2 separate regions of the Homo sapiens genome follow, and region 1 is linked to region 2. Evidence: read pairs that join two places in POLR2A ChIA-PET (ENCODE). Cell type or tissue: MCF 10A. All regions are shown on one strand. Links, peaks and the distances in the headings refer to the core of each region. The heading gives the core; the rest is flanking DNA.

What was found. ChIA-PET counts read pairs that join two places held together with the same protein. Peaks named below come from ENCODE experiments on the same cell type or tissue, not always from the same donor. Only the 100,000 strongest peaks of a DNase experiment are listed, where the experiment ranks them.
Region 1: POLR2A ChIA-PET joins it to region 2 with 6 read pairs; 4 of 35 experiments call an interaction of 5 or more read pairs at or near these places.

What each region holds. Positions count from the first base shown.
Region 1 is chr5:76,652,229-76,657,609 of GRCh38, reverse strand. It overlaps IQGAP2 (IQ motif containing GTPase activating protein 2), which reads right to left. Exons shown (of 36, transcript NM_006633.5): 18 at 4,777-4,860; 19 at 3,339-3,410; 20 at 2,607-2,676. Among named protein-coding and RNA genes, the nearest start is that of F2RL2, 32 kb to the right of the region's middle. In MCF 10A, for the core only: no CTCF peak of the experiment used is centred there; no DNase peak of the experiment used is centred there.
Region 2 is chr5:76,708,672-76,714,052 of GRCh38, reverse strand. NCRUPAR (non-protein coding RNA, upstream of F2R/PAR1) reads right to left here and starts at 1,650. Exons shown (of 1, transcript NR_028375.2): 1 at 1,165-1,650. In MCF 10A, for the core only: no CTCF peak of the experiment used is centred there; DNase peaks (open chromatin) are centred at 2,392 and 2,942.

The DNA.
Region 1 (5,381 bases), core at 307-5,306, 57 kb after region 2:
GATGACTTGGAAGAGCTAGTCCAGCCATGGCCATCTCATTAGTTGCCCTCCTTTACACCTAGGCCCTTGACAGTCTTCCTTTTACTTCCACCTTAGTTCTGTGGTGTTTTGACACTAAAGGAGTAAGAAAACTAACACCAAAACAACTGCATAAACCACAAACAACTGCATAAATGGCCTTTATTGGAGAATTTTCCTTGGATCATGGGACCCTTTATTTCCTGACCACTGAAGCACATCAATTTATTTTCCTTCTATTTCCAGCAAAGATGCTGCCACTGACATGACCACTTCAGGGAAGGCCTTAGCAATGCACCACCGCTCATCCATGCAGCCAAGTTAGGGGAACATGAGCCCTCCCACTGTGGCCAGAGTTGATGGCTGCCTCTCCCACCCACTAAGGGTTGTGTCTCTTCATATGTATTAACAGTCCCATCGGAAAAAACTAAATTAGTATTTTAGCTTTACTAATTGTTATGGCTCGAATTTAATATTTCCTCTATCAATACTAGGCTTTTTGCCATCTTCATCTGAGAATGACTTTGTGGTACAGGTATTTTAATTTCAGGAAATCAGACCACTTTATAGTCTGCTCCTACAACTGACCACATCTTAGTTTCAGCATCTTTCAAGCTGGAATGCGTTCAGTGACATTCCAGAATAAAAGGGGGAGAACAGATGATAACAAACTTAGAAAAGTTATTTTTTTTTTTAAATTAGAAAATCCCAAAGCCTTAGTTTTCTAAAGATGCTGAACTAAGAAAGAAATGAAAATTTATGTTTTGGTTACCATAAAAGCACCCAATTTGCTGAAGCCCAGAGAAGCTTAGATCTAACTCACTCACCGAGATGGTTTCTCTATTTACCTTTTATGCCCCAATATAAAGTTGCCTAGATTTTAAAATTGGAATTTGTCTTTGTAATAAAAAAGTAAACAAACAAAAAACATCACTATAACTGCTTAAAAAAAAACACTTTACCTGAATAAAATGAAAACTAGCCTGTGTTCATTTGGAAAATTTATTTTGAAGTCATCTTTCATATATAAAAGCAACAGCAAACATATTTTAGTGTTAGGGCTCAGAAAAAAAAATCCTCTTTAGCCTTCTTTAAAAAAAAAACCAAAAACGGCTGGGCGCAGTGGCTCATGCCTGTAATCCCAGCATTTTGGGAGGCCGAGGCGGGCGGACCACAAGGTCAGGAGATTAAGACCATCCTGGCTAACACGGTGAAACCCCATCTCTACTAAAAATACAAAAAATTAGCTGGGTGCGGTGGTGGGCGCCTGTAGTCCCAGCTACTTGGAAGGCTGAGGCAGGAGATAGCGCCACTGCAGTCCTGCCTGGGCGAAAGAGCGAGACTCCGTCTCAAGAAAAAAAAAAAACAAAAAACAAAAAACAAACAAAAAAAACCAACAAAAAACCCCAAAAACAACAACATATCTACCAGCTGAGAGGTGAGCTGGAATCTAGTGGAATGAGACATTATTCAGTAGATTCTGCAGGCTGGAGGCAGAGTGAGGACTTCAAGCGTCCCTAGATTTTCCTTAACAAGTACCAGGGAAGATCTTTCTTGAGCCATATACTTCATCCCTTAATTCAGACAAACTTTAGACAATAAAAGGTGCTGGCTAAACTTACTAGGCACTGTAAGTACTAGTAAATTTATCATCAAGCTCTCCTTGACTGTGCATGTTCCCGTGATAATTAGAATGTTAAAAATTTAGTATATAAAGAATCAACTTATGATCTGTAAAAAACCAAAATAACAAACATAGGCAAAGTTGGGACTGTAAGGAGATAGCACAAAATGTGATTGTTATTTTTGGGTGAATTTTATTTTGCTATTTTCAAACTTTCTACAAATTTTTATTAAAAAATTTAATCTGTAATCCCAGCACTTTGGGAGGCCAAGGCAGGTGAATCATGAGGTCAGGGGTTCAAGACCAGCCTGGCACACATGGTGAAACCCCGGCTGTACTGAAAATACAAAATATTAGCTGGGTGTGGTGGCTGGTGCCTGTAACCCCAGCTACTCGGAAGGCTGAGGCAGGAGAATTGCTTGAACTGGGGAGGTGGAGGTTGCAGTGAGCCAAGATTGCGCCACTGCATTCCAGCCTGGGCGACAGTGTGAGACTCTGTCTCAAAACAAAAACAAACAAAAATTAAAAATTATTCTGTGAAAAGTTCAAAATGAAATTGTAGGAAGATATTTGCAGTTGTCATTTTTGGGAGATGAGACTATGTCTAACAAATTAAACAATTTAAATATAAGGTTATTTTCTGGCTAACTCTTTTGCATTAGATTTTTGACTCTCGCTTAGATTGAAAAAAAAAAATCAGCATTTATGCCAACTCCACTCTCTTTGAAGAAGAAATTATACCATGTGGCTGATCCCTTCCATTTAATAGGAAGGCCCATTTCCTTTCACCATGTGCTCCTCTGTGTACTGGTTTAGAACCTGGGGCCTGAGATGATCAAAATCTACTGGAAACAATGGGTATCCTCTGTTCTTAGAGCAGCCTCTGAAGTGACCAATATGGACCAATATGTCCTTGCCTGGTTTATAAAAAATCCTTGCTTTGTTTCAGAAAGCTCTCACTTACCCAATGTTTTGTAGTCATCTCTAGCTTTGTTCGCTCTCAACAGTGACTGTATTTTCACAATTTCATTATTCTGCAAAAGATTAAGACAAGTCTTGATCTCCCAGAGTCCCACCTACTCCATCATTTTTGAATTTAGAACATTTAAGAACTGTCAGTATTTAAGAACTGACACTACTTAGAACTGACAGTATTTCAATGTGGTGTATTCAACATTTATTTTTCCATTTTCTTTGAAGAAGAGGTCAGATAAGTCAGCTAAAAGTACAAACAAGACTGTAGGGGAACTGCCTAGACAAAGAGATCTAAAAAGGGAAAATAATTTTAGCACACAACTTAGATGATCCAATCTATGTTCCCATATCTCTTCTTTAAATATTCAGGAAGAAATCCCTCCCAGGGGCTTCTATTTAAAGTAAGCAGTTAACAGTTGAAAAAACTACATATGTAATGCTGTAAAATATTTCTCTAGAGTCTTCTCTTTGGTGTTACTAGCCCACAGTTTTCCCCTCACCCATTTTCTATCGAGTCCTGACTGGTGAAGTCTAACTCTCAACATGATTTCTGAATGAAAACAGTAAGCCTCCAAATATTATCATATGAAGTTCTAAGATCCATTATTTCTTAAGTGTTCATGTTCACCATTCAATAAAAATCATTCAATGCTAACTTTCAATAAAGCATTCATTTAGGTCATTATCAACCTGGATAAAATCCCACAGGCATTTTTCTTACATGATCTCTGAAATACTGTAGTCTTGAAAGATAGCTCTTTCTTGCAGTTGCCATTCGGAACCAGGACTGAATCTGAAAGGTTTTAAAAAATAGAAAAGTACAACAAAAAATAAAGAGAAAAGTCAAAGTAATCACCAAACAACCCGTAATACGGTTTTGTGTAGTTTTTCTAAAAACAATGATACTTGATAAAGAAAAAAAGCAGCCCACTGAATAATCAATCTCTAAAGCCTACTCTTCATCTTTCACTGAGGTTTCTTAAGGGGTTCAAAACGCTTTACATGTTACTCTAAATTTCACCACCTTAATAAGAGAGAAGTGGGGAAAATAATTTAACTTTGTACTATTTTACCTTAAACTCAGTAAATAAAAGCCAGAAGGGTGAAGCGTTTTGCTGAGAGTTGCAATGAGTCAGGAAATCAAGTAAACTAAGTCTAGGGTTTCTTCTAACATCCCTTTAAATGCATCCAATATCCTTTAAGTTTTTACAGGAAAACATCGAAGAGGTCTCATGAGGGACCAATTGCTACCAATGGTTTTTGACAGAATAGGCATATGTTCCATAGGATGCTATTTCATCAAGGAGCTACTGCACAATGGATCTGGGTCACATTATTCTCTGTCTTCACAGTTTAAAACGTTTTTTAAATTTGTTTTTATTTATTATTATTTTTTAAAATACAAATGAGGTCCCCCTATGTTACCCAGGCTGGTCTTGAACTCCTGGGCTCAAGCTATCCTCCCACCTTGGCCTCCCAAAGTGCTGAGATTACAGGTTTGAGCCACTAAGCCTGGCCTGAAAGATCTTTAAACTAATCTGATTCTACTTTCCAGTTCCATTGCTTCCACTCTCATCTGGATTTCCAAGCTGGAGACTTGTAGATCTCCAAGTTGTAGATTTCCAAGTTGATTTTTGTCCAGTCCTCTGGCTTTCAGATCCATGAGAGTGGACATCACAGTACCCTTTCTTTCTCACCCAGAGCTATTCACCTGGGTTCGACTAATTCAGCTCCCAAATATAGGCCCTAAATTAGCTCTACTTCCTCTTATCATGGGTTTTGTTCTGTTATGTCTGAGCATTCTAAATATGCTTAAGCAAATGTGGAAAGAGAAACATGAAAAAAAGCTGGGTTCTACCTAAAGTCTAAATAATCAACTTGAACTTTCTAGACAAAGAACATTTATTGGTTATAGAACACTTTCACTTGTGATTCTCATAACCACTCATAAAGGACTTGAGGTTTTATACCGGTTTAACCAACCTGCTTGAAAAATGATTAGGTAAATGAGCAGCAGAACTGGGATTCAAATCCAGTACTGCCTTCTGACTTCAAGGCTCACATGTACCCTCCCTTTCTATAGCTGTCTTTCAGATTAAACATGAAATGAGGGGAAACGTTTAAGCCAAGCACTTGGTATGGTAGGAAAGGGTATTTACCTTCACAATAGAATCAGTATTATCAATGAACGTTTGCCGCCTGTGCATATACTCCTTCCGTTGTTTATATCCTTTCCAAAAAGCCTAAGGAAAAGAGTGGGTTATAGAATTATTTACCAGCAAGTTTCCCAATTTATCTAGGAAGTGCAAGAGCAGAGCACATCTCAGGCCGCATGGAGCTGGGACACTGTCAGGCACCCTCCCTTCAGATCTCATCTGGACACCCTCTCTGGGGGTAGCCAGTTAAACACAGCAGAGCACATCAGCTCACAGCTGAGACTAGTTCTAAGCTTAGGACAGCAGAGTAAGGGTGATAAATTACATGGAGAAGCACAGTTCCTGCTGGAAAGCTTAACTTTACCAAGGCCCTGGGTGGCAAAAAGGAGTAAAATGGAATTTCTCCAAAACCCATAAACAGTATTAACTAGGTGCTAGTGGTATTTGATAACAACAAAAAATGCTTGAAAATAATGCCTAATATTAAGTATCTTTACCACAACACGTGGCCCACTGTGGCCCCGACTGGAAAGGAGGATGCTCTACCAACTTGTGGCCCTGAATCCCTTGGATCCCTGAAAACACTGGTGCTGCAACTGACCATCATT
Region 2 (5,381 bases), core at 205-5,204:
TCCTTCCTTCCTCTCTTCCTTCCTTCCTCTCTCTCTCTCTCTGTCTTTCTTATTTTCTTTCTTTCTTTTTTTTCCTGAGGCGGAGTTTCACTCTTGTTGCCCAGGCTGGAGTGCAATGGCGCGGACTCGGCTCACAGCAACCTCCGTCTCCTGGGTTCAAGCGATTCTCCTGCCTCAGCCTCCCGAGTACTTGGGATTACAGGCGCCTACCACCGCGCCTGGCTAATTTTTTGTATTTTTAGTAGAGACTGGGTTTCACCATATTGGCCAGGTTGGCCTCAAACTCCTGAACTCAGGTGATCCACCCGCCTTAGCCTCCCAAAGTGCTGGGATTACAGGCATGAGCCACCGCATCCAGCTACCTGACCACTAAGTTTCTGTTCACCATTCAAAAAATCATATCCACATACAAATTGCATATATGTATATCCTTAAAATAAGAATGGAATAATACCACCACATTTTAAAATTTTATCTGTGTCATTGGTGGAAAATGTTATTTTTAACCATTTTACAAAACGATAAAGCTTAAAAGGATGCTTTGGGGTCTTAGTTGTTAGAACAAAATGTACCTCTAGTGACAAAAAGACGTACAATGAAGGCTGGGTGCAGTGGCTCACACCTGTAATCCCAGCACTTTGAGAAACTGAGGCGGTCAAATCACTTGAGGTCAGGAGTTAGAGACCAGCCTGGCCAGCATAGAGAAACTCCGTCTCTACTAAAAATACAAAAATTAGCCGGGCTTGGTGGTGTGCACCTGTAATCCCAGTTACTTGGGAGGCTGACGCAGGAGAATCACTTGAACCTGGGAGGCAGAGTTTGCTGTGAGCCAAAATTGCACCACTGCACTCCAGTCTGGGCAACAGAGCAAGACTCTGTCTCAAAAAAACAAAAACAAAAGCAAAAAAAAAAAAAAAAACAAAAATAATGAAATGCTTAAATGCTTTGTGCATATTGACTAAAGGATTCCTTCTAGGAATATTTCTGCCAGTTGTATTTTTTGAGGCTTGTTTGGTACATGTTTATCTAATTCTTTTTAAATAGTATACTATTCCCTTGTATACATATAATAAATTTTAGTCTTCTAAAACTATTTTATCTGTAGTGTTGTCCCCATTTATATTCCTAACATAGCTAATTTTTTGCTTTTTTCCCTTTATCTGACCAGAGGTCAGAAATGACTATTTTCTAATGCCCGTCTTTTTGCTCCGTTACTTTTATTTTTATTTATAAACACAGATTTTTAATTCATTCTTTTCCTCTACTTTCTTTGAGTTTACTCTTTAGCATAATTTTTTTTTTTTTTTTTTTTGAGACGGAGTCTCGCTGTATCGCCCAGGCTGGAGTGCAGTGGCGCGATCTCGGCTCACTGCAACCTCCGCCTCCTGGGTTTACGCCATTCTACTGCCTCAGCCTCCTGAGTAGCTGGGACTACAGGCGCCTGCCACCACGCCCGGCTAATTTTTCTGTATTTTTAGTAGAGACGGGGTTTCACCGTGTTAGCCAGGTTGGTCTCGATCTCCTGACCTCATGATCCGCCCGCCATGGCCTCCCGAAGTGCTGGGATTACAGGCGTGAGCCACCGCGCCCGGCCTCTTTAGTATAATTTTTTGAACTGATTATTTTTTACCTCTTCTCCTTCAAAAGACCACATCAGCTACATTTTGCAAGTTTTGATATGTGCATATATAAAATTCAGGTCTAAATATTTTGTCAATTTCATTCAATCTTCAACCATAAATTCTTGGATATTTTGACTGGCTTTTTGTGACTGATTTCTAATTTTATGGTCTGTTAGTGATGTTGTTTTTTGTTTTGTCCTTAGACTTCACAAAGTTCCTATGTTTATGTGCTCTTAAGAGCTTTTTTTTTTTTTTTTTTGAGACGGAGTTTTGCACTTGTTGCCCAGGCTGGAGTGCAACGGCCGGATCTTGGCTCACCACAACCTCCGCCTCCTGGGTTGGAGCGATTCTCCTGCCTCAGCCTCCCAAGTAGCTGGGATTCAGGCATGTGCCACCATGCCCGGCTAATTTTTGTATTTTTTTTAGTAGAGACTGGGTTTCTCCATGTTGGTCAGGCTGATCTCGAACTCCCGACTGCCGAGACCAGCTCGGTGGTGGAGACCCTAACCTAGCGGTGCTAGAGGAATTAAAGACACACACACAGAAATATAGATTGTGGAGTGGGAAATCAGGGATCTCACAGCCTTCAGAGCTGAGAGCCTCGAACAGAGATTTACCCACATATTTATTGACAGCAAGCCAGTCATAACATTTACTAAAAGTATTACTTATGGGAAATAAAGGGATGGGCCAAAACAAAGGGATGGCTCTTGCTAGTTATCTGCAGCAGGAACATGTCCAGGCACAGATCACTCATGCTACTGTTTGTGGTTTAAGAATGCCTTAAGCGGTTTTCTGCCCTGGGTGGGCCAGGTGTTCCTTGCGCTCATTCCAGTAAACCCACAGCCTTCCAGCGTGAGCGTCATGGCCATCACGAACATGTCACAGTGCTGCAGAGATTTTGTTTATGGCCAGTTTTTGGGCCAGTTTATGGCCAGATTTGGCGCCCTGTTCCTAAAACCCGACCTCAGGTGATCTGCCCGCCTTGGCCTCCCAAAGTGCTGGGATTACAGGCGTGAGCCACCGTACCCGGCCTCTTAAGAGCTTTTTGAAGAAGATAACCCACTACTTCATTTGTTCCACGCCACTCCTACCAAAACCCCTTTGTCAGTTTTAAAGCAAACATCTGTAGGTTTCTGAGAGTAGAAAATCTACTTAACCAGAGATGATAAACATGTTGAAAATCTGCCTAACCAGAGTTGCTAAAAATATTTCTTGGAAATGAAATCTTGACTTTGCAGCATCATTCATATTGGAACCACTTGATATTAGTTTCCGGTTTTCATTTTCTCTGTTTTAACTTGCCTGGTACCAAATAGTATGAGTCATTAGCCATCCTCCCATAATGTTTATGGTATTTAGTAGTGTTTTCAAACAAATGTGGCATCAACGTGGTAAACATTTTAATAACTAGATGATACGAAAGCAGTTTCATGTAAGCCATCAGATGATCTACCTGCTTCAGGTATTCTGGTTACCACTCTTCTATTTGAAGTGTTCCAAAGACAATAGTATATTCTAAGAACTTGCATAGTAATTTCCTTTTGGAAGCTAAATGATGGGGATACCAGAGCTCATATGAAAGTATTCAAAGTAGGTTGAGGCACTACCAGATTCTGTGTATATATTGCCACATTTTTTTTAAAGCAAACAGAAGGTTTGTAATCAGGTTACAAGCCAACCAACAGATGACCTGTTTCTGTCTTTCGCTGTTATAAACCCGTACTGTCAGCTTAGATTTGGAAGTTTATCTCTCATAATGGATCAACAACTATATTTCTACCATCGATAGAATGGTAGGCTATCCCTATGACTTAGGGTGCTAAACAAAGGTCAAATTCAGTATCTATTAAAAGACGACAAAAACCAAAAACTTTCATTCCAGTTAAGTAAGGTGAACACATTATCTCCTAGTTCTCCCTCTTCATTGATTTCCCTTTCAATATATTTTAGCTAAAAGATTTTATACTCTAAGGAAAACAGTGAGGCAACATAGTAAATCTGTATAAGATATTTTATTTGGAGATTGAGTTGAGAGGCTATTCATTTTTAGGCTGAGATAATAAGTAAAAGCCCCATTCATCCAAGTGCCAACCTGAAGTAATAGTGGACTCCTGAGGGGCAGTGGGGGTGGTAGGGTCTGTCTGCTTTTCATTCCATTGCTAGAACCCCTGTCTGCACCTGCCATTTATTTACAAAGCATTGCCAGGCTCCGGATTTAGAGTGACTGAAACACAGATTCTGTCCTCTGGAGCTTAGGGGGCCTCTGTTGTAACCTGTTACCAAGTTTGGTTTTAGTAACATTGGCAATAGATTTTTCAAAAAGCTAACCAGCAATAAGAACATCCAGTGCTCACTATAATTTTTCAAAATAAAGACAACTTTCACCATTCAGAGTTTTGTGGTTTGCCTCTTGGAATGTTTGAGGAATACCACAAATCCCTACTTAATGACAAAGTCATAAAAATCACATCATGAATAGCATTTCTAATTTGTGCCCAACCACACACAAACACTAACGTATAATTATAGTTGAGATCATTCATATCAGACAACGGTCACACCAAGCTGGTCTTTCTTCACCACTAACTTTCAGAATAAAGCATACACATATTTTCCTTCTCCTGAAGACCACTAAAGCATATCCTTTGAGAGCACCTATAGTGTTGCATAAGTACTTTTTGCTTTTAAGATCAAAATAATCAAAATAATCAAAATACAGGAGTCAGTTTTGCAAAAATAAGTTATAGTTCCAATTGCTCAGTGTTTAAAAGCAAAAAAGCAAGCAAACAAAAAACCCAAACAACAAAAAACCTTTTCCATTGAGTAAGAAAAATCTATGGGCTCTGGGAGGAAGTTGGAGTCCTTAGTGGCTCAGGCTCAGGGTTATCAAGAATTGTCCTCTGGCTTGAGGGACAGTTTAGTCCTCTTAAAGAGTAGCACAGGACTTGGCTCCAACAAATCTCTGTAAACTGAAGTCTGCTACACCCAGGCCCCGATGGCCCTTGGTTTTGTTCCTTCATCATGAGCCTTCTTCTCAGGTCACCCATTCATACCGCTTAAAGATCTCACACAAATAGCAATTGGTGATGTCTTCAACAATAACCTCATCTTGTGGGCCAACAGAGAAATCATTCACAGCGTTCCTTGAAGGTATTGACATGATGCAAATATCTTTATTCGTACAAATAACATTCAAGCATATCATTCAGTGTTGCAATAAGTTAAGATAAGCTCCTTTCAGAGATGCTGGGAAAGGCTGGCTTTTGCCTCCAAAACATTGCTCCCTAATTTTGGCTCCTTCTATACATTTCCACTAAAAGCCTTGCCCGGAGCAAGAAGGAAGCTTACCCTGCCCACCCCTCATTGCCCCTGGCTCCTGTTCCCCTTTCCAATGCTAGCAGTAGGGCAAGAGGGAGGTTTATTTTCAACGTGAAACTTAACTGTATATTTAATTCCTTCTACCAAAGCCTGCATTAAGGCTAATGCATTACAAAACATACATACCCGCAAACTGTTGAGATAGTGAGCATTGTTTTAAGCTATTCATCTCTTTGTCAAAAAAATATACATAGCCTGAAACCATCACTAAAGTAGCAGATTTTACTTTTTTTAATTTGAATTTTCCAAATTCTGTTGGTCTTACCCTTCAAGTTTATTTGTGCCACATGTACATAAACTAACCTACTTTCTCAATATTTTGCAATTTGTGAAAAAATAAAGCCTGTTGCAGGCATGAACAAAGTGGCAGGGAGGTTC